Linked DNA regions of Homo sapiens: region 2 is linked to region 1. A link is a loop called in an ENCODE intact Hi-C map of the cell type or tissue named here. Cell type or tissue: Calu3. All regions are shown on one strand. Each heading gives the region's core, and the rest is flanking DNA. Links, peaks and the distances in the headings are about the cores only.

The links. Peaks named below come from ENCODE experiments on the same cell type or tissue, not always from the same donor. Only the 100,000 strongest peaks of a DNase experiment are listed, where the experiment ranks them.
Region 2: it touches region 1 in a loop (2.2-fold over the local background); 2 of 110 quality-filtered maps call a loop at or near these places.

The regions. Positions count from the first base shown.
Region 1 is chr15:85,534,416-85,550,300 of GRCh38, forward strand. It overlaps AKAP13 (A-kinase anchoring protein 13), which reads left to right. Exons shown (of 37, transcript NM_007200.5): 5 at 9,357-9,540. Among named protein-coding and RNA genes, the nearest start is that of AKAP13, 160 kb to the left of the region's middle. In Calu3, for the core only: no CTCF peak of the experiment used is centred there; DNase peaks (open chromatin) are centred at 8,796 and 9,496.
Region 2 is chr15:85,654,293-85,670,177 of GRCh38, forward strand. AKAP13 (A-kinase anchoring protein 13) reads left to right here. Exons shown (of 37, transcript NM_007200.5): 11 at 1,125-1,495; 12 at 4,245-4,298; 13 at 10,271-10,463; 14 at 15,430-15,538. Among named protein-coding and RNA genes, the nearest start is that of LINC02883, 96 kb to the right of the region's middle. RefSeq lists an enhancer at 13,796-13,965. In Calu3, for the core only: no CTCF peak of the experiment used is centred there; no DNase peak of the experiment used is centred there.

The DNA of each region.
Region 1 (15,885 bases), core at 5,191-13,190:
AGAAAGGACTTTTTGTTTGTTTTTTGTTTTTTTTTGAGAACGGGCTTTCACTCTTGTAGTCCAGGCTGGAGTGCAGTGGCATGATCTCGGCTCACTGCAGCCTCCACCTCCTGGGTTCAGGTGATTCTGCTGCCTCAGCCTCCCAAATAGCTGGGATTACAGGCATGTACCACCATGCCTAGCAAATTTTTTTTTTTTTTTAATTAGAGACAGGGTTTCACCGTGTTAGTCAGGCTGGTCTCGAACTCCTGACCTCAGGTAATCTACCCACCTCGGCCTCCCAAAGTGCTGGGATTATAGGCATGAGCCACTGCGCCCGGCCAGAACTCCACTTTTTCAAAAATATTTACATAGTAAGTCCTCTTACTCAAACAAGGGTTTTCCCACATAATTCTAGTAGCCAATGACATCTACTTGATGTCATAATTGTATAGATATTTTTTAATGAAACATAATGTGTACCTGGAGTTCAATAAGTAACATCCAGTTTCCCTTCTGAGTTCAAGTCCAATTGAACGATTTGGGAGTCCTGAGATAGAAACCAAAATGTTTATTACTGATGAAATCTAGATTGGAAGCCTGATGTTAGAGCTCCTGCCAGAAGGGTCTGCTTGTACTTTCTATGTCTTCAATGAAAGAGCTGGTCAGTCACACCATTGCCCTGTAGAGTCCACCCAGCCTTGAGTATTGAATTATTTTGGGTAAGCAGACCACAAGTCACTCTCCCCACAGGTGAGCAGTTCCTGAGGAGAAATACCCAGAGGGGCCTGAGCCATAGCATAGTTAGTTTCTACACTCAGATGAATTTTGTCTTCTTCCATGGAAGAATGGTAAAGAGGTCTTTGCCAGCTTTGATTCTCTTAAATCTACACTAAATTTAACAGTTAAACCTGTGGTCAGCCGTCAGAACGGTGTCCCATACTGTCAGGTGCATACTGTCAGATTCTACCTGGATAGTCCTGCCCAGGTAAAACCTGAAAGGAAGTATCAAATCAAGGAAGAAAGGATTTATCCTTTTCTTCTTCTTTTTTTAAGTATAGTGTCCAAGAAACTTCTGTCTTGCTAATATTTAGAGATCAGAATATTTGACATTCTGAAAAGGCACTCATGCCTTATATAAACCTGGTGATGGGCCTTAATACCTCTAGCTCCTCCTATTTCTGTATTGATACAGGAATGTTTATTCTGGCTGCCTTTCACAAATCAGTGTCAAGATAGTACTGCATTAGTTATTTGTGGGGCTTATGGTGTTTTATGGTTTTGTTTTGTCTTGTTTAAAGAGGGGCCCAGGAGTTGGATAGTTTTATGTTGCCATGATTAAAAACAACTATTAGAAAAAGCAAACATCTGAAACTTTGGACATATCACTTCCTCTTTCTCTCTCTTTTTTTTTTTTTTTTTTGAGATAGAGTCTTGCTCTGTCGCCCAGGCTGGAGTGCAATGGTGCAATCTCGGCTCACTGCAACCTCCATCTCCTGGGTTGAAGCGATTCTCCTGCCTTAGCCTCCCAAGTAGCTGGGAATACAGGCACATGCCACCACACCCTGCTGCTTTTTTGTGTGTTTTAGTAGAGACGGGGTTTCACCATGTTGCCCAGGCTGGTCTTGAACTCCTGAGCTCAGGCAATCCACCCGCCTCAGCCTCCCAAAGTGCTAGGATTACAGGCGTGAGCCACTGTGCCCGGCCACTTCCTCTCTTTGGGCCTTAACTTCCTTGTCTTTAATAGGAGGGAATTGGCCAGCTTTAATTTTTTTTTGTACTGTCAGTGTACTGGTAAATTTTCTGTTGCACAAAATTGCTCAAGCAGTGCTAACAAAGGCCAAACCAAATTTGAACACTTGAGGAAGGAAATACATATTAAAACCACAATGAGATATCATTACACATTTATCATAATGGCTAAGATGAAGAATACCAAGTGCTGGCAAAGATGAAGAACATATCATATGTTGCTTGTAGGAATGCAAAATGTATAACCACTCTAGAAATATTTGGCAGTTTCTTGTAAAGTTAAACATACACTTAGCGTATGACCCAGTAATCCCACTTTTGGGTGTTTATCCTAGAGAAATGAAAATCTGTAGTCACCAAAAAGTCTGTGCACGGACGTGCTCATAGTAATGTTATTCATAATCTTCAAAAACTGGAAATAACCCAGATTTCCCTCACTGAGTGAATACAGAAGCAAACTATAATATATCCATACAGTGGAATACTACTCAGCAATAAAAAGAAGCAAACTGTTGACATGTGCAACAACTTGGATGTGTTTTAAATGCATTATGCGGGAAAATGAAGTCAGTTTCCAAAGGTTCCATACTATGTGATTCTATTTATATGATATTCTGGAAGATGCAAAATTATAGAAAAAGAGAACAGATGAGTAGTTGCTAGGGGCTGGGAGTGGGGGAAGTCTGACTGGAAAGAGGTATCATGAGGGAATTCTTTGGGTTGTTGGAGTTGTTTTGTCTTGTTCGTGGTGGTGGCTGTAAGAATCTATGCATGTGTTAAAACTCATAGGAGTGTACATCCCCTAAAGGTGAATTTTATTGTACATATATTTAAAATAATAAAATAACAAAAGAAATTGTGTAAGTTGTATACTTTGCAAGGTGAAATGCATGCAAGTGACTTGATAGAAGTGTCTTTAAGTCAACAACTGGGATGAGGAATCTGATTTTCTGTGCTCAGTTCACATTCTGCAGTTTAAATTGTTCTATTAATTGATGATTAGAATCTGGGAACACTGGGTACAGTAAGGGAGAGAAGCATCAGTTAAGAGTTCATCACGCCTGCTGTTGAGGGACAAATGTAATGGAATAGTCTGTTCACATCAATGAGTTGCACATAAATACTTTTAAATAGGTATTTAAAGGAGAAAGGTACAAAGTAACCATGATGCCTGAGGTAATACAGGTAAATAAGGCACCTTGTTACATAACAGGACTTCTTGCTGTTGAAAGCTAGGATGTTTAGAGATATTCTAGCCTAATACTTAGACAAAGTAGTTTATGTAAGATTTATGGCTAATCCTCCTACTGTTTTAATTGTTTAGTTGCAGTGCTTTTTAGCTTTCTTCAGGTCAGTGACTCCTTTGGAAATTGCTCAGATTTCTCCTCAGAAAAAAATGTTTATAGGTGCCTATGTGCACACATTTACATATGATAAATTTCTTAAGTCTCCCTGAACTTCAGGCATGAGCATAAAGTTAAGAATTCTGGGTTTAACTTTGCTCTTACAAAGTGGGAAAAGCAGGGGCATTGGAGTCAGTTTGTTTGCATCCTGGCTTCATTGCAAGAGTTTGTGCAAAATACTCAATCTCTCTGTTACTTAATTTCCTCATCTGTGAAATGGGGGAAAGTGTATTCTGATAATGTGTGCTAGTTTATAAGCTATTCATTTTGAATGTACCATTTGGAGACACAAAACATTGATGTTTTACTTGTTACAAAAATTAATCTTCACTTTAAATATGAACAGGAGGGAGTTTGTCCTTTTAAATCTTCCAAATGTTCTCTCATCCCTAATTATATAAACAAGCTTCTACACATTGTACTGTTTGCCACAGTTCTGCCTTAAATGCAGGTGATAAGGATTCATCTGGGTGTGGCGTGAATGGTGGGGTAAGGACATTTTTTTCTCTGAGTTTTCCAAGTCTCACTTAGTTTCTCAGCTCGGTGGTTAGTGAAAATGGTAAGCTAGGGGGGTGTTTTCCCTGAGAGACCCTTGTGCAGTAGCCGTCAGCATAACTCCCAGGTAATGTAGGGTGGGCCCACTGCAGACTTGCTCTAGAGGAAGCAGGGAGAAACATCCTGGGGGAATCTTCATTCTTATTTACTCATGATATTGTATAACCAAGTGAAAAAGAGATCTGATCATCTTTGGGGGCAAGAATTCTCCCCTCAAAGAGAAATTTGGGTGGAGAGGTGGAAGACAGGTTTAGGAAAAACTGCAGTAAGAACAGCCTGTGTATTCCCAATTCTATACATCTGATATTGGTTAATAGGTCGCCCACCATAATCATTTGATGATTCAGTTCCCACCTCCTTTCAGAGTGTTTGATAGCTTTTCTTTCTTTTTTTTTTTTTTTTTGAGACGGAGTCTCGCTCTGTCGCCCAGGCTGGAGTGCAGTGGTGTGATCTCAGCTCACTGCAAGCTCCGCCTCCCAGGTTCATGCCATTCTCCTGCCTCAGCCTCCCGAGTAGCCGGGACTACAGACGCCCGCCACCACGCCCAGCTAATTTTTTATATTTTTAGTAGAGACGGGGTTTCACTGTGTTAGCCAGGATGGTCTCGATCTCCTGACCTCGTGATCCTCCCGCCTCGGCCTCCCAAAGTGCTGGGATTACAGGCTTGAGCCACCGCGCCCGGCCTTGATAGCTTTTCATAAATATTTTTTCGTAGCTACATTAGTGTTTGTGTATTTTTTTTTTTTGAGGGAGTCTTGCTCTGTCCCCCAGGCTAGAGTGCAGTGGTGCGATCTCAGCTCACTGCAAGCTCTGCCTCCCAGGTTCACACCATTCTCCTGCCTCAGCCTCTTGAGTAGCTGGGACTACAGGTGCCCGCCACCACGCCAGGCTAATTTTTTGTATTTTTTGGTAGAGACGGGGTTTCACCATGTTAGCCAGGATGGTCTCGATCTCCTGATCTCATGATCCTCCCGCCTCGGCCTCCCAAAGTGCTGGGTTACAGGCATGAGCCACTGTGCCTGGCCTGTGTTTGTGTATTTTTTCAGCTGTCATCACTGCTGAAAAGAAAATAACAACATATTTTAAAACTGCTAGTGGTTTTTTTTTCCCCTTGGCAGAAGATTAATATTTATTGATCCCAAGACTAGTAGTGGTAGGACTTGAGCTCCAAAAGGTTTTGTTGCCTCTGAAACCTTGTTTTTGTTACAAGGTTACAGGTCTCATTTTTCCACAACTGCATTTTCTCACAGTGGCCTGTTCTCCTTCCTTTCACATGCAGCTGAGAATTCCTGCATCATGTGGGACTTTAGGTTTTTTAAGAGGTAGTCCAGAATAGTACAAAGAATGGTGATTTTGGAATCATAGGTATAGATTCAAAGAGTACTGTAAGCTGGGCTTGCTGGGGGGATTGATGGGGTAGGAGAGTAGTCCTTGATTATTGTACTGATCTCAGAACTTAGAACATTTTACTTAGAGAATCTGACCATTTATAAAAGATACAACCCTCTAGCAGGCTCATCATGCTTGAATGCCTACTAGGCACATCAACTTTTTTGCAGATCTGAGGGAAGGTGTGTGACAGGTGTGTCCAGCATATAAGTAAATAGAAAGCAGGATGTGAGACATTTTCTGCCTTCCTTCTCTGTGGGTAGAGGCTAAGCCTACAGAGATCTTTCCAATTAAGTATGGTTAAACAGGATAACCAGCCAACATGGGGTCTATGGAATAACATTACAGCATAAAGAAAAGGGAAAAGTATCATAAGTATTCAGATGGAAGATTTTCTGAGTATGCTTTCTGTAAGAAACAAAAAAATGTAGATGATATTTCCCATTTGCCCTTTAAAGAGCTCAATAAAATCAGGTTTATTATGAAATTAGAGAAGGAGACAGCAAGGAGAAAAGTAGGTTTTATGAGTCAGTGTTCAAGTAGAGAAGCAGAACCACTAAGAGAAATAATATGTTGAGATTTATTACAAGGAATGGCGCCTTTGATTGTGAGGGCTAATAAGTCCAAAATTTGTAGGGCAGGAGGGGGAGGGAAGATCATGGGCAAAAGTCAGTCCACCAACATGGGCCAAAATATCACGTGAGGAAGGGAAGATCGTGGGCAGGATGGAGCTCCACAGGCACAGGCTAGTGCTGTCCTCCACAGGTGGAATGGAATCCCTTCTCTCCAGGGGAAATCTAAGACCTGCTTTCAGAGCCTTCCAGTTGATGCAGTGGGATTATCCTGCCCACATAATCCAGGATAACCTCCCTTATTAGATCAACTGGTTAGGGGCTTTAATTACATCTGCGGCAAAGCTATTATTATGACGACAAGGATGGAAGGGGAGTGAGTTGGCAAAAATGATGCAGCCATCCACAATCCTAAAGCACAGTTAATTCACACTGGGGACAAAGGACTCAGTTGACACTGTAGGAAAGGCCATTAGTGATCTAAAAAAATGAAGTTGAGTAACTCAGATTACAGAGGAGTACTGATGCAGAGAAAAGGGAACAGAGATTGATCCTAAATGATTGAGCTCTGCAGTTTAAACACAAAAGGAAGAAAGCAGTGATGGAAGCTTTCATGCTCTTAAAACAACACAGACTAAAGGAAACTAAATTCATATATTCGTTTATCCCTTTGCACCTTGGCCTCTTCTACAAACCTAATTCACATGACCCCTGAATCAAATAAAAATGTGTGAGAAATTAATGGGAGAATACCTAAAACTGGGGGTATATGCATGCGGTGGACTACTCAGCAGTAAAAGAGAATGTACTACTGCTACATGCAGCAATGTAGATGAATCTCAAACATGCTCATCGAAGAAGCCTTACACAAGAGTGTATATTCTATAATTTCATCTATATGGAGTTGTAGAACAGGCAAAACTAATGTAGGTGAAAAATTCAGAACAATGGTTAACTCTGAATGAGGAGGAGAGGATTAACTGGAAAGTGGCACAAAAGAACTTTTTTGGATATTGGTAATTTTCTATATGTTGGTACAGATTTGGGTTCACGTGTATATGCATTTGTCAAAATTTATCAAATGGGTATACTATACCATATGTATTTCATTGTATATAAATCACCTAAAATTGTAACTACATATTGAATGCTAGTTAATTATATGCATGCTGAAGTATTTTGGGGTGAAGTGGACTGATATCTTCAAGTTATTTTGAAATGCATAAAAATAAGGTGGATCGATGGGGAAATAGAAGGAAGAATCGTTGGATATATATGTGATAAGGCAAATATAGAAAAACATTAATTGTAGGATCTAGGTTGTTGAGTGAGTGTCTGGCTATTTGCTGTGTGATTCTTTGAACTATGTGTATGTTGGAAAAGTTAATAAAATGTTGGAAGAAAACATAAAAAGGTGCTTTTTAAACCACATTAGTTTAGCTTGCTTGTATGATTGCTTGTTTTTGTATTTGTGGTTTTATTTCCTAGCAAAAAGAAACAGGGTGGAGTAATGGAAAAGGTTTTTTGTTTGTTTGTTTGTTTAATGCAAGACAGAAGAACTTTTGATTTTAAATCCTGATCTGACTGTGGGCAAGCTATTAATTCTATGAATCTGCCTTCATTTGCACAATGAAGATAACCAGACCTCATAGGGTTACTGAGAAGATAGAATGGAAAAAGTTGACATAAACTGCCTAGCCCAGTGCATGGTGCATAGCACTACATTGTTTTCTCCTAATCTGTTATCCTCAGAAAGGGTCTACACAAAAGCAGATGTGGTACCAGTTGCTAAGACTTTCAGAAATTGAGAGAGGATGTAGTGCAGAAGTCAGGGCATCAGCTTCTGAGCAGGCGTGTGGCTGTAGTATTGGGATTTCTACTGAAATGCTGAGCTGACTCAGAACAAATAACAAATCAGAAGAGTGGTTGTGGGAGGGTGGTAAAGAGACAGCTGCTTCAAGGTTGGAAATAACTAGCCTCTAAAGAATCAGGTATTTCCTAGTTAGTGCCTCATTAGCTCTTTGTTCTTGATAAGGATGTCAGAACAACTGTAAGGCAAAAGTTAGATGGTGCTATTTGATCTTTTGTGAGGATTCTATTTGTCCTTTTGTCTGGCCTTGCCATCTGCGCAGAGGTGTTGATTATTAAAATTTGTACCTGCACATGTAGTTGTTGCTTCTGGGGCATAATCTTTCCAGCCATGTGCCTCTGGTTAAACACCCTTTAAATCCTGAATTGGTCTATGCATATACAGTTCTGTAGGGAAAATATACAATATGAAAAATTGTGCTTCCAAGGAAATTTACCTTGGAAATAGGGATACCAGACTAATACACAGATGACATTTGGAAACAGTGTAATTCAGTGTAAAATCACAGCTTCAAAAATCTGTTCATTCCTTTGTGATATTCACGTATAGAAGCATTTGAGGACTTCACAGTAAGGAGAAAACCACTGGGGTCCAAAAAGTCCGAGTGCTTAGTGAAGAAGTTTAGACCCGTGGGAGGCCATGAAGAAAGAGATGATAGCTAAGCTGAGGCAGGCACAACTTCAGGGTGCCATTCCCAGCTCCCTGGAGTTAAGTGTAGTACAGCCTTGTGGGGCTATATGTGGCATCCCTGCAAAGACCTCAGCTCCTGTCATCCTAGGTTGGGCACTGAGGACTGCTGAAGGAAGAGAGTATTGCTAGTGAACCTTGAATGTAATTTGATGTCCAAGAGGACAGTGAAGAGAGCCGGGAAACAGAGAGGAACTGGGATTTAATGAATGTCTACTACAGCCAGTCATAATACTAGCATTTCATCTACCTCTTCTCATTTGTTACACCTCTGTGAGTGAGGTGTTGGTATCTCACTTTAGGGATGAAGAAAGTGAAGTTCAGAGATGTTACATGAATCACGCTTGGTCACACAGATGGTAAATGCCAGATTCGAACCCTGATTTGTCTAACTACAAGCCCTTCCTCATTCTGTCACTTTCAGAGTGACTCACTTTACTAAGAGGGAGCCTTTATTTCAAGTTAAATAAACGTTTTCCTTTCTGCAGTTATTAGTGGATTGTCTTAGAGTTAGTCTTCCTTATTGTGCCAGGAGATGCATTTCTTCCTCTCATTAAACAAATAAATAAAGCTGGCAGTGCCAGAAATTTGATTTGCCCTTATTGTGTAGGAATAAAAAGACCCATGTGTACTGAACAAGCAGAACCTGTTTTTAGTGTTTAACTAGCCAACTCCTGTCTGGGTGTTCTTTTAAAAAGTAATTATACCATTTATGATACACCCATTTAAGTCCCAACAGCTATTCCCTCTTGGACCTCATGTTGTGGGGCTGCATTTGCTTCTGTTATTATTATTTGAGTAAAAGAACGTGTGTATGGGTCGCCTTTATATGCCTGCCTGTGAAATTGGTTGAACAAACACTGTGTATTAAGTCAGAATATAGAAATGTCCTGATTCTCTTTTGCAGGACTGTGTTCGATTGAAGATTTTGCTTCCTATACTTTCTATGCTTTTGTAGCTTTGTTTTGCCTTTACTTGAGGGCTGATTCTACCTGGCCACAATAAAGCTGTTCACACTGTATGTTGTAGCTTAACTTTACAATCTTAGGCACTTGGAGGCAGTGGTGTTTACATAACTTGTCTTTATGTTTGTTTGTTTTTTGTTTTTATATTTTCCTCACTTACGTTCATTTTCTCCCCCATTTACAGATGCTGGCCCGCGAGAGACATTGATGCATTTTGCTGTGCGGCTGGGACTGCTGAGGTTGACGTGGTTCCTGTTGCAGAAGCCAGGTGGCCGCGGAGCTCTCAGTATCCACAACCAGGAAGGGGCGACGCCTGTGAGCTTGGCCTTGGAGCGAGGCTATCACAAGCTGCACCAGCTTCTAACCGAGTAAGTGCTCCTTCTGCCTTATTTCCCTCCTCTCATCCCCAGCCCCACCCCCGATTCATAGGAGTACCACCCACTTGGCATCTCATTGTGTGTTTGCCGCAAATTAAAACCTCAGCTCTGTATCTTGCCTTCTGCTGGAGGTTTGTAAGCTTGCTCCTGCTAACCACTTCATTGTCTGAGAGAGAAACGTAAGTCGTGTTAACCATTTTCTCTCTCGTCTGCCTGCCTGCCTTCTTCAATTCTTATCTCTTATATTTTACTATTTTACTCAAAAGTCAGAATGAGCCTTGTCTGTGGAGGTAGCATAACATTACCAATGTATACAGTTTATCCTGGTTTAGTACAAGAGGAAACAGATTTCCTATATCATATATTTTTTTCTGGTATGTCTTTAAGACTTGAAAGAGTTAATTAGAAACCAGTACTTCCATATTATAATTGCATACAGAAAATATTGTAAACAATTAAGTTTTGGATTGAATGTAATTTCTGTGAATAAAATTTGAGAGCAGTGGTTTCTTCATATGAACAGCAATAAAAAGCAACTGAATTGTCCTGGAAATGTGCAGTAGGAAATCCTGTCTGTTTTTGGGCTCAATTATTATATGTCCTGACTCTTTAAAGAGTTCTCTAGAGGAAGGTTGTTAGTCAAAACATTTGAAGAGCGCTCTTTTATTCTTGTATAAATAAAGAAATAAACACACTAGAGCAGCCAAAAGTTTTTATTGGAATGTTTATATAAAGAAGTTTCAAGAATAGTTTCTGTTGTTTAATACATTTTTATTAGTTTTGTGGTTATCATCATTATCTTTTCCACCACATTATCTGAACAAGTATAAACCCATTGGATCTATGTTCTTTAGCAATTGAGGGACCTGTGCAAATTGAGTCAGTATTAGCAAATTCTCAGATATTTTGCTCATGCCAGATTTAATTTAGTTGTGCTTTATGTTTTACCATTTTTAACTGTGTATATAGTCTGGAAGGACCAAAAAGAGACCTCAGAATGTAGTGCTACTTACGGTTATGTAAACAGCTTTTTCTTGATTCACTTGCCAGGCTTATACCTTTCCCCATCACGCTAGACAGACAGTTCTTTGCAGAAAGCTTTCTGATGGGTGCTACAGATACAGTGGTGGTAGGAGGGGCACTTATCTCAAATGAGCTTTGGATACCTGAGCTCTCCTAAGACAGTATTCCAGGGAGTGATACATTCTACTCCTTCACACTTCCCATCTGGCCAATGATTGGATTCATTCTACGGTTAGCCTCATGGCCTCAGGAAGAGAGGCCTTGTTTCAGAAGTTGAAACAGTTAACTCTGCATAACTATTGTGAAGTTCAAATGCATTTCCTCTAAATTTGATTTTTGCTGGGAAGCAGAGTTGGTTAAGGACTGCCATCCAAATGGGGAAATAAAGTGATTACAACAGCTTCATTATATCCTTGGAGGGGATGTCACAAGACTGTTATTGCAGCACAGCTTTAAGGAAACTAGAGTGTGTTTGTTCTTTGACTTTTTTTTGCTTACTTTAAAAGTACTACTTCTGTTACATGTGGGAAAGCCACTTACCTCCTTTTGAAGGGAGATTGGTAAGGGAAAACCAACCTGAGAAATCACCAATAGAGGACCCTGATAGGAGAGGATGAGCACCTTGCTGCAGATCTAGCTCTTAACTTGAATTCTGGGATGTTACTGTTGTGAAGCTTAGAAAAAGTTCTGAGTCATAATTAGCGATTAAAAAATGGAAAGGGGGCGATTGTCCCAAATCACTCAGTGTGAGAGTGATTCTAGTAGAATTTGGTAGAATTTCAGTTGTTAAAGAATCAAGAATGATCATTTTGTTATTGGTTTTCTTTTCTCCTTTCCTTCCCCTTTCTTTTCCTATATACATAACGTAAAAATGGTTAAAATAGTAAATTTTAGGGACAGCATTCAGTAGCATTCAGTACCATCACAACACTCACAGAGTTACGTAACCATCACCACTATTATTTCCAGAACTTTGTCATCACCCAAACTGAACTTCCTTTTCTCCAGCCCCTGATAACCTCTGTTCTCCTTTCTGTCTCTAAGAATTTGCCCATTCTAGGTACCTCATATAAGTGAAATCATGCAACATTTGTCTTTCTGTGTCTGTCTTTTACATAGCTAATGTCCTCAAGGTTCACCCATGTTGTAACGTGTCAGAAAAACAATACGTACTTCAAAATTGCTAAAAAAGAATGTATTTCTCACCACAAAAAAATAAGTAGCTGAGATGATGGATATGTTACTTAGGTTGATTTTATCTTTCTATGGTATATACATAGATTAAAACATCACACTGTACCCCATAAATAAATTTATATAATTGTTGTTACCAAACACACACACACACACACACACACACACACACACACACAGCCAAAAGTGTAAACAACCTAGATGTCCATCACAGATAAATGGACAATGTGGTATATTCATATAACGGAATACTACAGCCTTAAAAAGAAAAGATCATCTTTAACAGATGAAACTGAGATCCAGAGAGACAAAGTGGTTGGATGAAGATAACAAGGTGGTATGACCAGAAATAGAAGCCAAAAGCTGTCCAGAGCTCTTTCCTTCCACTCCTGGGATTCTTAAAAAGTGGCCCAAGAATAGACTTCATGGGGTCTGTATCTCTTGAAATTATAAAGGTTTATGCACATGTTTTTCTGAATAAAGCATTTGTTGGTGAGATTCACGAAGGGGTTTGTAGAAAGTTAAGAATCGCCACAATGTATGATGCTATCTTTCTTTTTTTTTTTTTTTTCTTTTCTTTGAGATGGAGTCTTGCTCTGTAGCCCAGGCTGGAGTGCAGTGGCACGATCTTGTCTCACTGCAGCCTCTGCCTCCCAGGCTCAAGCAATTCTTCTGCCTCAGCCTCCTGAGTAGCTGGGATTACAGGCATGCGCCACCATGTCCGGCTAATTTTTGTATTTTTAGTAGAGACGGGGTTTCACCATGTTGGTCAGGCTGGTCTCGAACTTCTGACCTCGTGATCCACCCACCTCGGCCTCCCAAAGTGCTGGGATTACAGGCGTGAGCCACCGCGCCCAGCCATGATGCTATCTTTCTAATAGTTTGGGTATCTTCTTCCCCACCCTGCTTTTTAAAAATGAAATTGTCCACATATAAGCCGGCCTCTTTTATTGCCTCTTTTCAGTTAGTATGAAATTGAAGTATGGCTATGTATATTTTACATTTATTGAATAACTAGTTGCATTCTACACTTTACTGAAAAGTCAAGCTTATTTAACCCCATTTATAGCCCTTCCCAAGTACATTTGTTGTTTTAATTCCTTGGTGCTTTACCTTGTTTTTTGCTTTTTAATTTTTAAGTGGGGTGTGGGGAGCCTTGTGCTGGTTAGGGCCCAAGTTCTTTTTGTGTTTCTTTGTTCAAGGCTTATTTTGATTGCCAGTCTATTTTGATAAAGCAAGTCTTACTTCTGCGAAAATTATGATTAGCCATTCTTGGACATATAAGGATTCTCTAAGACCTATCCCTTTAGAAAACACTTGAACTTTATTTTAAATCCTACCAGATAGTAATAACTACTCAGGACATTTTTTTTACAGTTTCCCTTTTTTGTAACCCATGATTGTTAACTTTCACTTTGTTCAGTGTTAGGGAAGGCAGAGCTTTTGTTGACTTGCTGTTTCACTTTAGCTTATATTTAGATCTTACATTATGAATATGAATGCATTTGTGATCTGAAAATTCATCTTAAATACATTGTATTTAAGTTTCACTCTAAGTAAATGAAAGAATTCATGTAGGGAGCATAACTCAGTGATTGACATATATGTTATCTCTTATTTCCCTTTCTTTAATTTTCTGTCTTGCCTGAGAAATCTTAGCCCCAGAAGAGTACCCAAAACATGTAGGCCTACTTTTCCTTTAGTTGGACAATCATCTCCTCTGATTTGAAGACCCCACCCATGGTCACCTAACTAGTTAGTAATGGAGAGAATAGGTAAAGACCCCAGTTTGCAGGCTCTTGGTGTCATGAATGCTAGGAAGTGACAATATCAGATGAGCGTGGCATTGTAGTTATCTAAGAAGAAAATATTAGAGCCAGATGTTATTGGATCTGGCTGATCTCTTACTCACACATCTCAAAGTAGAAATCTTGGGACTTGGATCACCCATGTTGGGGGTATGAGGGAGCTTGAGAGTAAGAGGAGGCTCCAGCTAGTGACTAGGTGTGCAAACTTGGAAGTCAAACCTAGGTTTGCATTTTGGCTCTGCCATTTGCAAACTTTCCTTGCTAAGCCTTGATTTCTTCATCTCATAAATAAAGGATATTGCTATTTACTTCCTGGATGATAACCCAGCCTTTAGTGTATGCAATATGAAAAATTAGGGCTTATTTGTCATACAGATTCTGGTTATTTTTGTGGAGCAAATAAAGGTGCATAAATATTTCTTCTTGGAGAAAGATGGTAGTATAGTATGGTAGAACTGCTTACGGATTAAAAGCTTAATAAAAATCTAAGCTTGCCTACTTAGTAGTTAGTGTGACTTGGAAAATGTCACCTATCCACTGAGTCTCATGTTTCCCCTCTCTTAATGATAATACCTGTTCTGCCTACATCACAAGGTTATTTTAACTAAAAAAAGATTGGTGCAAATACTTTGTTAAACTCTAAGATACTCTATTTGAACATTTCTTATATATTAATAATAATAATGACATCAGTAAAATTAGAGTTAACTGATCAATGAAACTCAAATTCCAGTTGATCGGTCTACCAGATATCTTGTTTTGTAATATTTCTTGTAGTTCTCTGTGAATTAAAGTTAGTAGAGAGATTGGAGAATTGTAGTTAGACTGGCTGGTTTTGAATCCAGGGTCTACTTCTGTGAAACTGTATTATTTATCTTGGGTGATTCACTTAACCTCTCCAAACCTCAGTGCCTTTTTTTTTTTTTTTTTTGGTCTCACAAGAAGAAGAAGAGGACTGTCTTCAATGGGTTGCTTTGAGAAATAAACAATTCATGTAGAGAGCATAACTCAGTGATTGACATAAATGTTACCCCCATTTCCCTTTCTTTAATTTTCTTTTCCTTCTAATGCCTATGTCAGTTTTTCATACTTCAGGGAAATTTTACCAGAATCTTGAAGTATTTTAAGCATCATTTGAATGTCCCTACTTGATGTAGGACTTGATGTAGGGACTTGATGTAGGTTGGAAATTATTCCCTAGTGTAATAGATACTACTTTAAATAAAATTAGTTTGGCCCTTTGATACATGCTGTGATGTTGATGCCTGTAGATTAATGGAACAAGGAATTCTAGATGGATAAAAAATCATTTACAGTCCTTCCACCCTTATAAGAAGAGTATTTATTTTAAGAATTTCAACTCTGGAGTGGTGGCATACAAGTGCTGAAATATTTCAGTTGCCATAAGAGCCAGTTTAAACATATTTGTCCTCATAAATGTCATCTTATTTTTAGTATCAGCTGAACAAATCTTCATTTATTGAATGCCTATACTGCACTAGAAACCATGGTTGGTACATTACAGATATTGTTTCATTTCAACCTTATATCAACCTCGTGAAATAGGCATTATCTGTGTTTTGCGGGAGAAATATGGAGGCTCAGATAATTAAAGTAACTAGTCCAAGGCTATATAGAAAATTGTAGAGCTACTGTTACACAGACAGCTGTGGAATGCCAAGGCCCATATTCTTCCCTCTACAAAAATTTGGCAGAGAGAAAGAAGAGACTCAGGACGAGGCTACTAGGGTACAGTATTAAATGACTCTTAAATGTAAAGGGTTATATGGTTTCTAGTCTATATGTTTTTTGAGGAAAACAAGGTTCTTACTATAATAACTGTACATTTATATTACCCATTATATGACTTTTAAAGTATGGTTGATTACATTTAAGCTACCATTTTACATATGGTAAGTATTGTCATCTCTGATTGATTGATTGATTGAGACAGACTATTGCTGTCACCCAGGCTGGAGTGCAGTGGCATGATTCCGGCTCACTGCAGCCTCCACCTCCCAGGTTCAAGTGATTCTCCTGCCTTAGCCTCCCGAGTATCTGGGATTACAGGTGCACGCCACCACGCCCGGCTTATTTTTGAATTTTTAGTAGAGACGGGGTTTCACCGTGTCGGTCAGGCTGGTCTCGATTTCGTGACCTCGTGATCCGCCTGCCTTGGCCTCCCAAAGTGCTGGGATTACAGACGTGAGCCACTGCACCTGGCCATCTCTGTTTTATAATTGAGGAAACTGAGGCCAGAGAGGTAAAGTGACTTGCCCAAGGTCTCGGTTCACAAGGTTGCAAAGTAACA
Region 2 (15,885 bases), core at 3,442-11,441, 120 kb after region 1:
TTTCAGAAGGCCACTAAAAACAACCACAGACTTCCTTTTGGAATATTAATTTCAGCATATTATTATTGTAGCCAAGCAGACTGTTTTGTTTTCAGTTAAAGCTTATAAAAAATAATTAAACCTAACACATGATAAATTTTGTTTTCATATACAAAAAACCCAGAGACAGATGGATTCCCTTCATTGCAGTTGGTGATATTTACTGAAAGAACTAACATAAATTTGATATTTTTCCTCTTGAAGAAAAAAATGGGCTGGTCACGGTGGCTCAAACCTGTAATCCCAGCACTTTGGGAAGCCAAGGCAAGAGGATCCCAGGAGTTGAAGACCATCCTGGGCAACATGGTGAAACCCTGTGTCTAAAAGAAATACACACAAAAAATTAGCTCAGCATGCTGGCACATGCTTGTAGTTCCAGCCACTCGGGAGGCTGAGGTGGGAGGATCACTTGGGCCCAGGAGGTCAAGGCTGCAGTGAGCCATAATTTCACCACTGCACCCCAGCCTGGGTGACAGAGTGAGACCCTGTCTCAAATTGGAAAAAAAAGAAAAGAAAGAAAAAATGATGTACTTCTAGTGTAGTACCTCTAGTAAGAGGATAAAAAGAGGATAGACCTAGGCCAGGCGCAGTGGCTCACGCCTGTAATCCCACCATTTTGGGAGGCTGAGGTGGGTCGATCATTTGAAGTTAGGCGTTACAGACCAGCCTGGCCAGCATGGTGAAACCCTGTCTGTACTAAAAATACAAAAATTAGCCAGGCGTAGTGGTGCATGCCTGTAATCCCAGCTACTTGGGAGGCCGAGGCAGGATAATCTCTTGAATCCAGGAGGCGGAGGTTGTGGTGAGCTAAGATGGAGCCACTGTACTCCAGCCTGGGCGACAGAGTGAGACTGTCTCAAAAACAAACAAAAAAAAGAGGATAGATCTAGACTGTTTCTCTTCTAGAGTCCAGGGGGGATTTGAATCCAATTGTGATCATCCTATTAAAAAAACAAGTCTCTGAGGCCAATTATGATCTTACCTGCCTGGAATCCACTGAGAAGCCATTGGCTTGATCTAGAATAACTGAGGCTATCTGATTGGCCCTGCTGGCTTCAACCATATGTGCTTTCTCTCCATTACAGCCAGAGGAAGAGCATTTGGCCTGTGATATCACCGGATCCAGTTCATCCACCGATGACACGGCTTCACTGGACCGACATTCTTCTCATGGCAGTGATGTGTCTCTCTCCCAGATTTTAAAGCCAAACAGGTCAAGAGATCGGCAAAGCCTTGATGGATTCTACAGCCATGGGATGGGAGCTGAGGGTCGAGAAAGTGAGAGTGAGCCTGCTGACCCAGGCGACGTGGAGGAGGAGGAGATGGACAGTATCACTGAAGTGCCTGCAAACTGCTCTGTCCTAAGGAGCTCCATGCGCTCTCTTTCTCCCTTCCGGAGGCACAGCTGGGGGCCTGGGAAAAATGCAGCCAGCGATGCAGAAATGAACCACCGGAGGTGAGATGGGAGGCGGTTTGTTTAGTGTCTCAGTGTCTGCTTGCTTTTGAGAAGCTTCTGATTTGTATTATTGTTGGTAAAAGAATTTAGGAGACCCCATAGTATAGAAGAAAGAATATAGGCTTTGGAATCAGGAAAATCTGTGTTCAGACCCCAGCTCCAAAATTTACTATGTAGATGACCTTGGGCAAGTCACCTGACCCCTCTAAGCTTTAATATTCTCATCTGTAAAATACCTTCATTATTATTTTTAATAATACAATGAAATGTGATTGTCATATAATGAGTGTTTAGTAAATGGGAATGTTTATTCTTACCACATTAATGAAACTTATGAATGAGAAAATATTGGAGGCAGTAGTTTCATGTCAACTTTGAATTAAGAAACAAACATGAAGTCTTACAGTCTTAACACATCAAAGTCTTTCAGAGTATTTTCTGAGAATTAAAACCATCTGTTTCTAATACAGAAAGTTTTGATAAAGTCTAAATTATCATTGTTTAACCCTCAAGAGGATATAAGACTCATTACATTCATTTTACATTCATTACATACCATTAAATTGTTGGGATTTTCCCATGTGGGAACTTGTATTAAGTGTGACCCAGTATCAGTCCTTCAATTTGGAAGCAGGCTATATGAAGGTATGTCGAATTTGACTTCTTTTTTTTTTCCTGAGATGGAGTCTCGCTCTGTCACCCAGGCTGGAGTGCAGCGGCGCAATCTCGGCTCCCTGCAAGCTCTGCCTCCCGGGTTCACTCCATTCTCCTGCCTCAGTCTCCCAAGTAGCTGGGACTACAGGCGCCCGCCACCACGCCTGGCTAATTTTTTTTGTATTTTTAGTAGAGACAGGGTTTCACTGTGTTAGCCAGGATGGTCTCGATCTCCTGACCTTGTGATCCACCCGCCTCGGCCTCCCAAAGTGCTGGGATCACAGGCGTGAGCCAGCGCGCCTGGCCTGAATTTGACTTCTGACTGCTGGCTGGCTAGACAAATGTAAGCAGATGGTTTTAGCTTTAAAGAATGAGTATGGTAGTGCCTACTATATTTACAAGAGTGTGCTTATTCCAAAGCTACTTTGCTAATAAGTAAAACAGATAAGGGATGAGGCTGACAGTTGTTTTAAAACAATTGATGTAATCTCATGAGCCCAGGAGTTTGAGACCAGCCTATGCAACATAGGAGACCCCATCTCTACAAAAAAGAAAACAGCCGCGCATGGTAGTACATGCCTGTGGTCCCAGCTACTCGAGAGGATGAGATGGGAGGATTGCTTCAGCCCAGAAGTTCGAGGCTGCAGTGAGCCATGATCATACCACTGCACTCCAGTCTGGGCAACAGTGAGACCCTGTCTCAAAATAATAATAATAATAGTAGTAATAATAATAATTGATGTAAACAGCTCAGCAATAGCAATTATTTGCTCAAATTTCTCAACCTCCTGATAATATTATGGCTGTGTAATCACATTCATTCACTTATTTATTCAGCCAACATATATTGAACACTCACTATGTGCCAGACTCTGCTCTAGGTTCTGGAGATAGGTAAACAAGACAAAGTCCCTGCCTGCATGGAGCTCACAGTAATACCTTCTTACACTTTCCTAATTTGCTAATCTTTTCAGACTCTCTTTATAACACATTTCTGATATAATTTTTCAGTCCTCTCCATGAGTCGAGTGGTATTATCCCCATGTTTGCAGATGAGAAGACTGGTGCAGGTAGTTTGCATCATTTATCCAAGGTCTCTGGTCTCTTAGTCAAATGCCGTTTCTATAATTCCATATTATTCTATGGTGGCATGTAGGATGCTAACCTTAAAAATAAGCAGCATGCTTTTTCTGCTAGCTTGTTTTTATATACGTTTGAGACCCTAGATTTTATAAAAAGTAATTTCCCAGTTTTGCTCGTGGTGTACTCTTTTTTTTTTTTTTTTTTTAAGCATTCAGAGCAACAGAAAATGTAAGAGCATGGTGAATGATCCCTACAGCCAGAGCTTGAAGCAAATGTAACTTTTTTGGCAGGACAGTCTTATCTTAAATGATAACAGCATCAAGGAATGAGGGTTTATTTTCTATACAATCCCCTTTTCTTTATAATCCACTATGGGTTCCTTTGTCACAACTTTGATTTTAGAGCTACATGTGACTGTGTCTGTCATGTAGCTCAGATGAGGAAATTGAAGCTCAGAATAAATGATTTGCCCAAAATTACATGGTGATCTCAGTTCAGTTCTAGACTGAACTGAGACTAGAACTCTACTTCTTTTCATCCTGCATAATGTCATGGGATCTCCTGTTTGAATTTACTGCTAGGGCTTACCTAGGACCACTGTCCTAATACCTCTGAAGATAATGGAATGAGAGTGAGGTTTTAATTAGTTTGGCTAATTGTTATGGTATTACCTGCATGTAGTATAACCTGAATTTTAAAGTGTTAAGAAAAACCCCTTTAAAGCTTTGAGTAGTAATTTTTTTCTGATTCTTTAATAATTTAATAAACTTTGTAACTTTTGCCATCTGATTAACTCCTTGGAGCAAGGGGAGGAGCAAAGTAGCCCTCCACAGAAACTGTCAGGCCCTTTTGGTCCTGATGTTTTTCTCATTCCACATTCCTTCATTCTCTTGCCTGTGCCATTTCTCTTTGAGCAGTGTCTCTCTCCCCAGTGTGGTGTCTGTATGTTTCATGCATTTGTATCCCATTTTGTTTCACCTGCAACACTGACCTCTTCACCATTCATTTTCAGTTCAATGCGAGTTCTTGGGGATGTTGTCAGGAGACCTCCCATTCATAGGAGAAGGTACAGAGTTCATTAACTTGATGGACTAACCATGTCACCTCTGAGCATATACTAACAAGCATCTCATTCTGCTTAATCCATGATTGGATCATCTACTTTTAAGTAATGTCCCATCTAATTCAGGCAAATAAAATATAGGTACTTATTAATTGCTAGTGTCCATTTTATATGAAATGGTTTCTTTAATTTGAAGTTTTATGCTATTTTATCTTTTTTAAAAATTATTTTTAATTTTTTTAAATCTTGTGCTTATTGTTGTTCAGATGACTGTGAGAATAGGGTCTCACCTAGCTTTCTCTAGGAGAGTTCGAAGAATTGTCTATGTCGTGCCTATTTAATGGACCCTGGGGAGTACTTTTTTTTTCTTTTCCACAAAAGAAAAACCAGGAATGTGTGTGTGCTTGTGCACAGGCCCTAAAGTATTGTCAACACATTGTTTAATAATGTAATGAAAGACTTTATTACTAGGCCACCTGGCATTTTCCATTCCATTGTGGATATAGTCATTTCTTAAAGCAAGTCAGAGGCATAAGTTCATTCCTTGGCCTTTGAATTCCTTAATTAGTATTTGTCAGGTAATATTTTGAAGCTAAAAATAAACGATTTATAAGCTGAGAAGTAATTTCTAGTCAGATTGCTAATTTGCTTCAAATTTTCCGTTGGATTTTCTTTAGAAGTCATTAGTGACCTTCCATTGTTTAGAAAAATATTTAGAAATCCAAAAATTAGGGTTATATTACTGTTAGTTTCTCAGGAGGCATTTGTAAAGAAGTATTTTTAACTATTAGCTGAACCTGTTTGTTGGCAAGTGGGCAAATAGTGATCTTTCCTACTTTGTCTTTTTCAAGTGGATGCTTTCTTTAATTCCAGATTTTAGGCAAGAAATTGAGCTGAAATTCAGATATTCTCATGAATTTCAGATAATCATGATTCCTATGAAATTGTTCTTCCAGAAAATAAGTTGTTAAATAAGTTTTAACCCCATCTCTACTAAATAAGTTTTTCAGTAGAAGGTTCTTTGGAGATACGTTTGTCTGGGTCTTTATTAAAGCTCTTCAATATGAGCTTATTAAAAACATGCACTTGATGACAAGGTGGGAGACGACAGATTGCTGGATGCAGTCTGAGTTAGTGTATACATGGAGTGTCATCAACAACTCCAGCCAGTTTCATCCCTAGTGAAACTTATTTTTGTAGGAAGAACGTAATGTATAATTTAAAATTTTATAAAATTGAAACATTACAACAGGTATTATAAGGCAGGAGGAGGGACATTTGTTGTTTTTTAATCTAGAACTTTACAAATCTCAAAGCCAAAGAACTACTAAATATTATCCCTACTAATTGAGGAATTGAGGAAATGACGATGCTTTCCAAAATACTCTTAATTATGAAAGGAGTTTTCTGTTACCAGAAAGGGCAGACGTTGTAGACCATCTGCAGCTTCCTTCCTGGTACCTTAGAAAAGCTGTTATATCTTGGCCGAGCACGGTGGCTCACGCCTGTAATCCCAGCACTTTGGGAGGCTGAGCCAGATGGATTGCGTGAGCCCGGGAATTTGAGACCTGCCTGGGAAACATGGTGAAACCTCATCTCTACTAAAAACACAAAAATTAGCTAGGTGTGGTGGCATGCACCTGTAATCCCAGCTACTCAGGAGGCTGAGGCAGGAGAATTGCTTGAACCTGGGAGGCAGAGGTTGCAGTGAGCTGAGATGGTGCCACTGCACTCCAGCCTGGGTGACAGAGTGAATCTAAGTCTCAAAAAAAAAAAAAAAAAAAAAAAAAAAGCTTTTATGTCTGTCTTCCTATCTCCCTATTGTTTTTCACTCTCTTCGTGTTAAATCTCCTCACAGTCTTCCACATCATTGTCATATCCTGGAAGTAAAGGAACATTTAAATCTGTAGAAGGAGATTATTTTTAAGAATGATGGTTTGGCAGTGTATGTTCAGTTACTGATTTGCCACATTCTGTTTCTAAAAAAGAAGTTGGATATTTAGGTAAAAATATGCCTATTTATTAACTGGCGATTTAAAATTTAAGTTAATAATGTCAAAGAATGGACTTCTGAGTCTTATCTGTGTTTGTAAAATATATATCTTCTCCTCACACAAGTAAATTATGTCAGTGTCATCCCACTTACCAGACCAGCGAAGTGTCTCCACTATATTTTTACTTTCTGCTTCTGCACTTGTAAGCTTTATACCACTAATTTAATCTGATTTAAAATGTTTTATACTATTTAGTTTTAAATGATATGGTAAAGATTTTTTAAAAGAGCCATAGGGGTAGCTCTTACATCCTCCCACCCATTTTCCTTGTCTCCTTTCTCCAGCCAAAAACCCCACTTGACAACAAAACAAAGTTATTAGATGTGTCCAGTATAGGTGTTTTTGGTGCCAGGCCTTCCCATCTGCAAGATTCTGGAGGGAGCCGAGTGGTTTTATTGAGCCGAGTGTTTTTATTGTCCACAAGCTCTGCTTTTATCTCTTCTCAGAAAACAAAAACACATCACCTAGAACTTTATGGCCCAGGTAGCAGGGTATTTTTTTAATGATAGCTTTTGTTAATAAAAATCCCAACATTTCCATGCAGTTTCCTTTATAGAACACACAATATTTTGAATTGATTATTGTTTTAGCTAGTGGTGTTTACTTAGCATTTCCAACCCCAGATTTTCTGTCCTTGCTACTTGATAATGGACACCGCTACTGGGATATTCAAGGAAGTAGATGATCAGATGGATTTTTTTTATCTTGTAGGAAAAATGGAAACAAACTTGAAATTAAAAAGATACATTTCTAACTCAGTGCCATAGAATTCCTTTTTTTTAAATTTTTATTATCAGCCAGGTGCGGTGGCTCAAGCCTATAATCCCAGCACTTTGGGAGGCTGAGGCGGGTGGATCACTTGAGGTCAGGAGTTTGAGACCAGCCTGACCAACATGGTGAAAGCCCATCTCTACTAAAAAAAATACAAAATTAGCTGGGTGTGGTGGTGCACACCTGTAATCCCAGCTACTCGGGAGGCTGAGGCAGGAGAATCGCTTGAACCTGGGAGACAGAGGTTGCGGTGAGCCAGGATCGCACCATTACTCTCTAGCCTGGGCAACAAGAGTGAAACTCCGTCTTGGGGGGTAGTTTTCATTATCATTAAAACATAAGCAAATATATAATCAGTGTTATATGCTTTATCTTTAACGTAACAGCCTAGTGAGTAGGGTTTGAAGATGGATGCCAGTGTTGACTAAGTATCTTATCATGCAGAATCTATTAATGTCTGGTTTGGTTGGATCCGTAATGGAAACACATGAAAAAAAAAAAAAAAAACCGGATGACTCCATGAGCCCACCAGAGCACAGTTTGTCACTGTCTCTTTTAAAAAGTCTAGGATTAGAGATACTATGGTAAGGGTGATGTGGGAGTATGCGATGTACTGAGAGATTGTACCCAGTGGTGGAGTTTGAAATACCTCTCATGTCTGAAGAGCAAGCCATAGGTAGTTGCCACAGTTCACTAGAAGGAATTTTTGGGTTTCAGGTTGAACTGGTGATACTGTAAAGAACCCACAGTCTTTTTCCACAATGCTGTCTAGACAAGAAGAAAATATTTTTAAGTTTCTATGATTTTTTATTATAGCCTTTTTAAAAATTGTCAGTGTTACATTCCTAAATTTTTTGTTGATCGCATAAATCCGTCTGTCTCTAACTATGCCCTTCGTTTTTAAACCTAATAACCCCATTCCTGTTTCCTCTTTTCTCCCTGCATTTCTGTTTCTGTCTTTGATGTCATCCCCAGTATGAGCTGGTGCCCCTCTGGTGTGCAGTACTCTGCTGGCCTGAGTGCTGACTTTAATTACAGAAGGTATGATATTGTTATGTGTCCCGCCACCAAATGGGGAACCATAAAATACGCCATCAGGGCTTTTGGCTTGGAGCTGGCTTCTGTGTGGCTGGGATGCATATGGGCAGCCTGCTTTGTCTGTGAGCACAGCATTTCATTGCCTTTGCTATGGGTGTCACTAACTCAGCTGAAGGGATGCAGCCTAAGAGTCGGGTGATGCATCCTGTATGTCTCAAATGGCCATAGATTTGATGTTTTCTGCACAGATTTATCTCTCTCTGTTTTGGTTTGTCTTGATTTTCAGATCCTAAAAATTCTTGGAACCCGAAGAAAACAATCAAAGAACCAAGGCAGCTAATAAGATGCACTGATTTCTATTATGCTTCTAAATCCACCATTCTGTGTAGATTCCAAATTCAGAGACTCCTCATCGTTTCATATTCTTCTCTCAACTGAACAGCCAGATTTAATTACTAAAACATTTTCAGAATTAAGTTTTGCAGTAAGCATAGATCTGGTTTTCTTAGGCTTTTCAAGTAATTTCTTCTTCACTTAGCCCCTCCTCTTATCCCTGGTATTGAAAGTGAGTTTTACAGGCCAGGCATGGTGGCTCACACCTGTAATCCCAGTACTTTGGGAGGCTGCGGTGGGCGGATCACCTGAGGTCAGGCATTGGAGACCAGCCTGAAAAACGTGGTGAAACCCCATCTCTACTAAAAATACAAAAATTGGCCAGACACGGTAGCAGGTGCCTGTAATCCCAGCTACCTGGGAGGCTAAGGCAGGAGAACCACTTGAATCCGGGAGATGGAGGTAGCAGTGAGCCAAGGTCGTGCCACTGCACTCCAGCCTGGGCAACAGAGGGAGGCTCTGTCTCAAAAAAAAAAAAAAATAGGAAAAGAAAGAAAATGAGGTTTACAGAGTCATTTACTTGTAGTTAGTCATGATTTCTATTATATTGAAGAAAAACATATCCATTGTTTAGTTTACCTACTAGAGAAAATAGAGTTATATGGCTTCAGTTCGTTAAGTTATTTACAAAACCAAAATAAATAAATAAATAATTTAAAAAAGCAAATACAAGTCCTGGACTGGTAGGTATGAACTTAATTGGAGCAATTTTCTGTACAGTTTTCCTTGAGTGGAGGTAACTAAGTAGCTTCAGTATACCTTCAGATTGAATTCCAGCTCATTGTTAGCGGAGAACATGGTCAGCTACAGCTATGTTTCGAGATCTTGGTTATTTTAAAGAAGTTTCCGCTGCAGTTGTAACAGATGTGAATTACTCTAGTTAGCAACCCAAGGAGGTTAAATCGCTAACCTGTCTCTGTAGCCTTCTGCTTACTGAAAATGCTTTTCATTCTGCAAACCACAGAATCTGTCTTGGAGGAATCCTCTTTAAAATGCCAAATCCTGACTGCCTTTGTTCCCTTTACCAATATCCAGGCAAAAAATTACAACTCTTTCTACTCTTAGACCAGGTTGCTTTTCAGCATTTGTTCATTAAGGTGTTATATGTGCCTGTTGCAACTAACAATTCTCGAGAAGTCTGTCAGCAGTTGTTTGGCCAGGTGTGCATAGATGGTAACACTCATGAGTAACACTTGGGTTTTCTTGGGTGAAAGCATACCTGTAAAATTATAAAGGTCAACTTGAATGTAAAATTATAAAGGTCCACTTAATGGACATAAGGGCAAGTTACCCAGTTTGCCTTCTGAAAGTTACTTAAGCTCGTATTTTCTCTGTGACATTTAATTACTTGGCATTAGTAGAGTTAGATTCACAAAGATTAATTAGATCAAGGAAAAAACACATATATAAAATATCAGATAACTATGGTCTGTCCATATAGTGTGTAGAAAAAAATCTGAGAAGTGATCTTAGGTGGTTCAACATTTGGATAAATTTAATGCGGTAAGAAAATCTAAGTGCAGTATTCTTTCTCAGTATTCCAAGATCTGTGGGGGAAAGGTAGGTAGTATTCTTTGTGCCATGCCCTTTTAGACAGTTTTGCTAGCTGACATAGAAATAATACACAAACAAGGGAGATATACCCAAAGGGATTTTGTGTCCTCCTTTGTTTTTGAGACCCAGAAATAGAATGAATTAACTTTTGTGCCCTATGTTCAGTTTCAGTCTAGAAGGCTTGACAGGAGGAGCTGGTGTCGGAAACAAGCCATCCTCATCTCTAGAAGTAAGCTCTGCAAATGCCGAAGAGCTCAGACACCCATTCAGTGGTGAGGAACGGGTTGACTCTTTGGTGTCACTTTCAGAAGAGGATCTGGAGTCAGACCAGAGAGAACATAGGATGTTTGATCAGCAGGTAAGTCTTAAATATGTCTAATTTGGAAAAAATATATTTCACAAAATATGAACATAGAAGGCAAGGCTTCTGGTAGTATAAGGCTAGTAGCTATGATTACTTACCCATTATATGATATACTTAATCTAGCACTAAACCAAGTGTTTAGCACCTAATTAAAAAGGGCCAGGCATGGTGGCTCATGCCTATAATCCCAGTGCTTTGGGAGGTTGAGGCAGGAGGATCAATTGAGCCCAGGAGTTCAAGACCAGCCTGGGCAACATAGCAAGACCCCCCATCTCTACAAAAAATTTAAAAATTAGCTGGACATGGTGGTTTGTGCTTGTAGTTCCAGCTACTCGGGAGGCTGAGGTAGGAGGATTACTTGAGACCAGGAGTTTAAGGCTGCATTGAGTTGTGATTGCACCACTGCACTCCAGCCTGGGTGACAGAGCAAGACTCTGTCTCCAAAAAGAAAAAAGAAAAAATAAAGACTACGTTAATCTGCATAGATTTAAATATTCCATCAAGGCACACTTTTTAAAATTAGGAAAGTATCCAGGATATTAAATTGAGTTTTTCCTTCTTATCTGAGACCATCTTTTACCCTCTCAATAGTAAACTGAATCTTGAAATACGCTACATATCGTTATTAATTTTCCCAATTCTCTAAAACATATCCCAAGTTTCTCCTTTGTAGGAAAAAAATTAAAAACAAAACTTTCTTACTACACCTTCCAGGAAATGTCAGTTGATTCTCTCTCCTTCCCATCCCTACCAGAATTCTTTTTTTAAAAAATTATTATTTTTACACTTTAAGTTCTAGGGTACATGTGCACAACGTGCAGGTTTGTTACATAGGTATACATGTGCCGTGTTGGTTTGCTGCACCCATTAACTCGTCATTTACATTAGGTATTTCTCCTAATGCTATCCCTCCCCCAGCCCCCTACCACACAACAGGCCCCGGTGTGTGATGTTCCCCGCCCCGTGTCCAAGTGTTCTCATTGTTCAGTTCCCACCTATGAGTGAGAACATGCGGTGTTTGGTTTTCTGTCCTTAGCGATAGTTTACTCAGAATGATGGTTTCCAGCTTCATCCATCTCCCTGCAAAGGACATGAACTCATCCTTTTTTATGGCTACATAGTATTCCATGGTGTATATGTGCCACATTTTCTTAATCCAGTCTATCATGGACATTTGGGTTGGTTCCAAGTCTTTGCTATTGTTAACAATGCCATAATAAACATACATGTGCATGTGTCTTTATAGTAGCTTGATTTATAATCCTTTGGGTATATACCCAGTAATGGGATCGTTGGGTCAAATGGTATTTCTAGTTCTAGATCCTTGAGGAATCGCCACACTGTCTTCCACAATGGTTGAACTAGTTCACAGTCCCGCCAACAGTGTAAAAGCGTTCCTATCTCTCCATATCCTCTCCAGCATCTGTTGTTTGCTGACTTTTTAATGATCACCATTCTAACTGGTGTGAGATGGTATCTCATTGTGGTTTTGATTTGCATTTCTCTGATGGCCAGTGATGATGAGCATTTTTTCATGTGTCTGTTGGCTGCATAAATGTCTTCTTTTGAGAAGTGTCTGTTCATATCCTTTACCCACTTTTTGATGGAGTTTTTTTTTTCTTGTAAATTTTTTTAAGTTCTTTGTAGATTCTGGATATTAGCCCTTTGTCAGAGGGGTAGATTGCAAAAATTTTCTGCCTTCTGTAGGTCGCCTGTTCACTCTGATGCCTACCAGAATTCTTAAGAGAGCATCTATGCTCCCTGCCTTCTCTTTTTAAAATTTTATTTATTTATTTACTTATTTAGAGACAGGGTCTCACTCTGTCGCCCATACTGGAGTGCAGTGGTGCCATCACAGGTCACTGCAGCTTCAACTTCCCCAGTTCAAGTGATCCTTCTGCCTCAGTCTCCCAAAGTGCTGGCATTACAGGTGTGAGCCACTGTGCCTGGCCTTTGCCTTCTCTTTATCACCATCTAATCATCTCTTAATTTCTGCTGCTACCAGTCTCTTGAAACTCCTGTCTTGAAGGTCATGGATTTCCATGTCAGCCAAATCAAAGTGACTTCTTAGTTCTCATCTTCTGGATGTCCTCATTATCACTTACCACTTTTGACAATCCCTTGGGGAGCTTTTGAGTTGAGAATTCAAATTATTTGCTTTTATATCATTGTACCTCACTGCAAGTCTTTTCTCTTCCTCTTGGGTCAGAAGACTGATTAATTTACGAAAGCATTCTGGGATGCATCTTATTTCCTCCAAATGAAACACTTACAATTTAAAAAAAAACTGTTTTTGAATAGATGACTGGAGTTTGAGGCAAGAATCTAATGATACATTTCTAATTAAACAAAAACATTGACAACCTCTTCCTTGATTTGCTGAGTAGGACTTTGTGTAGAAGTTTAAATTTTTATTGCATCCTACTATGAAGCACTAACATGACCAAATATAAACTTGACACTGAAGGATTATCTTAGTAATTATTGTAACACTTATGCTTGTGTGAGACCAGACAAATAAAGAGATTTAGGCATAATGAAAATCAGTTGAAGAGTGAATTTTGCCCCTTTTAAAAATTTTTCTACTTGTTCTGATACTTCAGAAGGAGTTAGAAAAAATAAGAATATGAAGAATATGCTTGTTGAAGCAAGTGATTTAGATTTACTCAGCCTAATGGTAACAGAGAAAGGAAGAAAAAAATAGGAACAATTCTTGGATGGCTACTGAGCACAGCTTTGCTAAGGGTAAATAAACAGTGAAAAAATCTTTAAAATAAATTGCATTTCAAATTTATAGAATCCTTTGGAAATCATTTACAAGATGAGGTAAAATACCAAAATTGTGGATTTGTAAACAGAATCATAGGCCAAGACTGACATATCCCTTCAGATTTAGCTCCAGCTCATTTAAATGACTTGCCTAAGGCCGTGTAAGTGGCTATTAGCTGAACAGTATTAAACTCAAGAGTTCCTGGCTATTAATTTCTCTGCTTTTTTCCAGGTTTTTGGAGTAGGTGAGTTTTCAAGGAGGAAATAAGAATGATTTAATTTTCTTAATATTATTTATGTGATACCTTTTCTAAGATGGATATTTCCGGGAATTTGACAGATAACCCTGCATTTTAGTAAGACGTTACTACTACTGATGTGTTTCTAAAATGGACTGTCTTTCTGAAGTGGACTTTCTGATTCAGTCTTTCTAGATAAAGTTGTTGTTTTAGTGCCTTGCTATGCTTAGCCTTCCTGGAATCTCTACTTACCCATAGTTTTTATCTTGTATGGAACCTCAGAGTAGGCATTTGAGCTGCTTGTTTCACTCTGATCTAGACGAGTTGCCTGTAGCCAACTTCCTGTTAAAAGTCTCTGCCTTTCACTGAGGTCATTTTTTAGACCTCACAGTTGTATTTGAAACATAGCAACTGTTTGCCTCAGCTGCCATGGTTACACATGAAACAAGCTCTAAATAATCAGAAGTCTGGCCTAAGTGAGTCAAGTTCATGCTAGTAACGGATTTTTCACTGCTTCCCTTTCAATATGTGAGTCATAAGGAGGCAGATTTCATTCTGTGAAGGGAAAGGATTAATGATAAAGTCAGTTAACAATTGGAATGGGCTCTTATCACCAGAAGTGTGCTAGTGGACACTAGATGACTGTCTTTCAGGGATGTTGTACCAGGAACTTCTGCAGGTGGTTGGATTACATGGTCTCAAAGCTGCTGTGAATTTACTGAGAGAGTTAAATTATCAAATTTCAGTTACCTTTACGTTCATGTAGAATCACTATCATCTTAGAAGAGGATAGGGAAGAGATTTAGGCTTCTTTCCAGATACACTGTTGTTTTGTTTGTGATCTTAAGACACTTTACTTGAATCTCAATTTCCAATTATTTAAAATCAGAGGCCAGGCCTGGTGGTTCACACCTATAATCCCAGCACTTTGGGAGGCTGAGATGGGTGGATCATTTGAGCCCAGGGATTTAAGACCAGCCTGGCCAACATGGTGAAACCCTGTCTCTACCAAAAATACAAAAAATTAGCTGGGCGTGGTGGTGCACCCCTGTAATCCCAGCTACTCAGGAGGCTGAGGCGGGAGAATCGCTTGAACCTGGGAGGCAGAGGTTGCAATGAGCCGAGATCATGCCACTGCACTCCAGCCTGGGCGACACAGTGAGACTCTGTCTCAAAAATAAAAATAGGCTGGGTGCGGTGACTCACGCCTGTAATCCCAACACTTTGGGAGGCCGAGGCAGGCGGATCACAAGGTCAGGAGTTCGAGACCTGCCTGACCAACATGGTGATACCCCATCTCTACTAAAAATACAAAATTTAGCTGCGCGTGGTGGCGCGCACCTGTAATCCCAGCTACTCAGGAGTCTGAGGCAGGAGAATTGTTGGAACCTGGAGGCAGAGGTTGCAGTAAGTAAACCAAGATTATGCCTCTGCACATCAGCTGGGTGACAGAGTGAGACTCTGTCTAAAAAAAAATAATAATAAATAAAGTAAAATCAGAATACTATTACTGATATTCTACTATATCTGTATGAAGAAATATTTAGATTTTCAAAGAACAAGTATTGTATGTAGTTTGATATTTCCAGTGAAATTATTTTTAAGTGATTATGCATCCAGCAGATATTTATTAAGTACTTACTAAGTTTGAAACATTGTTAGATGCTATGAGGGATACAGAACCACTGTAAAGAATGGATACTCTAATGATCCCCATTTTACAGATGAGAAAACTAAGCCTCAGAAAAGCTAAGTAACTTCTCTGAAACTGAGCAGCTGTTAAGTAGCAGGAGCAGACTTTAACCTAAGTCTGTCTGACCACAAGGCCTGTGCTCTCACCCGCTTCTTCACTGCCTTATTTTACTATGTGGGTCTAATTATAAGGTTTTATGCTTATCTAGAAATATGAGAGTATATGCTTACAACGTGTTCTTCACTTTTTTACTTCACAGATATGTCACAGATCTAAGCAGCAGGGATTTAATTACTGTACATCAGCCATTTCCTCTCCATTGACAAAATCCATCTCATTAATGACAATCAGCCATCCTGGATTGGACAGTGAGTATACTACTTTTTAAAAAAATTAAATATATTAAATCTTAACCACTCTTCCTATTATTTTTCTCACTTTAAGGCCCCATAACATTACCTGCCAAAATTTGCTTACTACTTCTTTGAGTGAATGGCTCAGCACTTAAACAGAAAAGGTGGCATAGAGTTTATCTTGAGATCTTCTTCCTTTTACCTAAAAATATCCCTAATACATTAAGTTTATTGTATTTGTGGGCATGAATCTGACACACTTTTTAAAATTTTTTTATTTTGAAATAATTTTAGACTTGAAAAATAGTTACAAATAATATTCACTGGGGAAAAAATTGCAAAAATAGTACAAAGTATTCCCA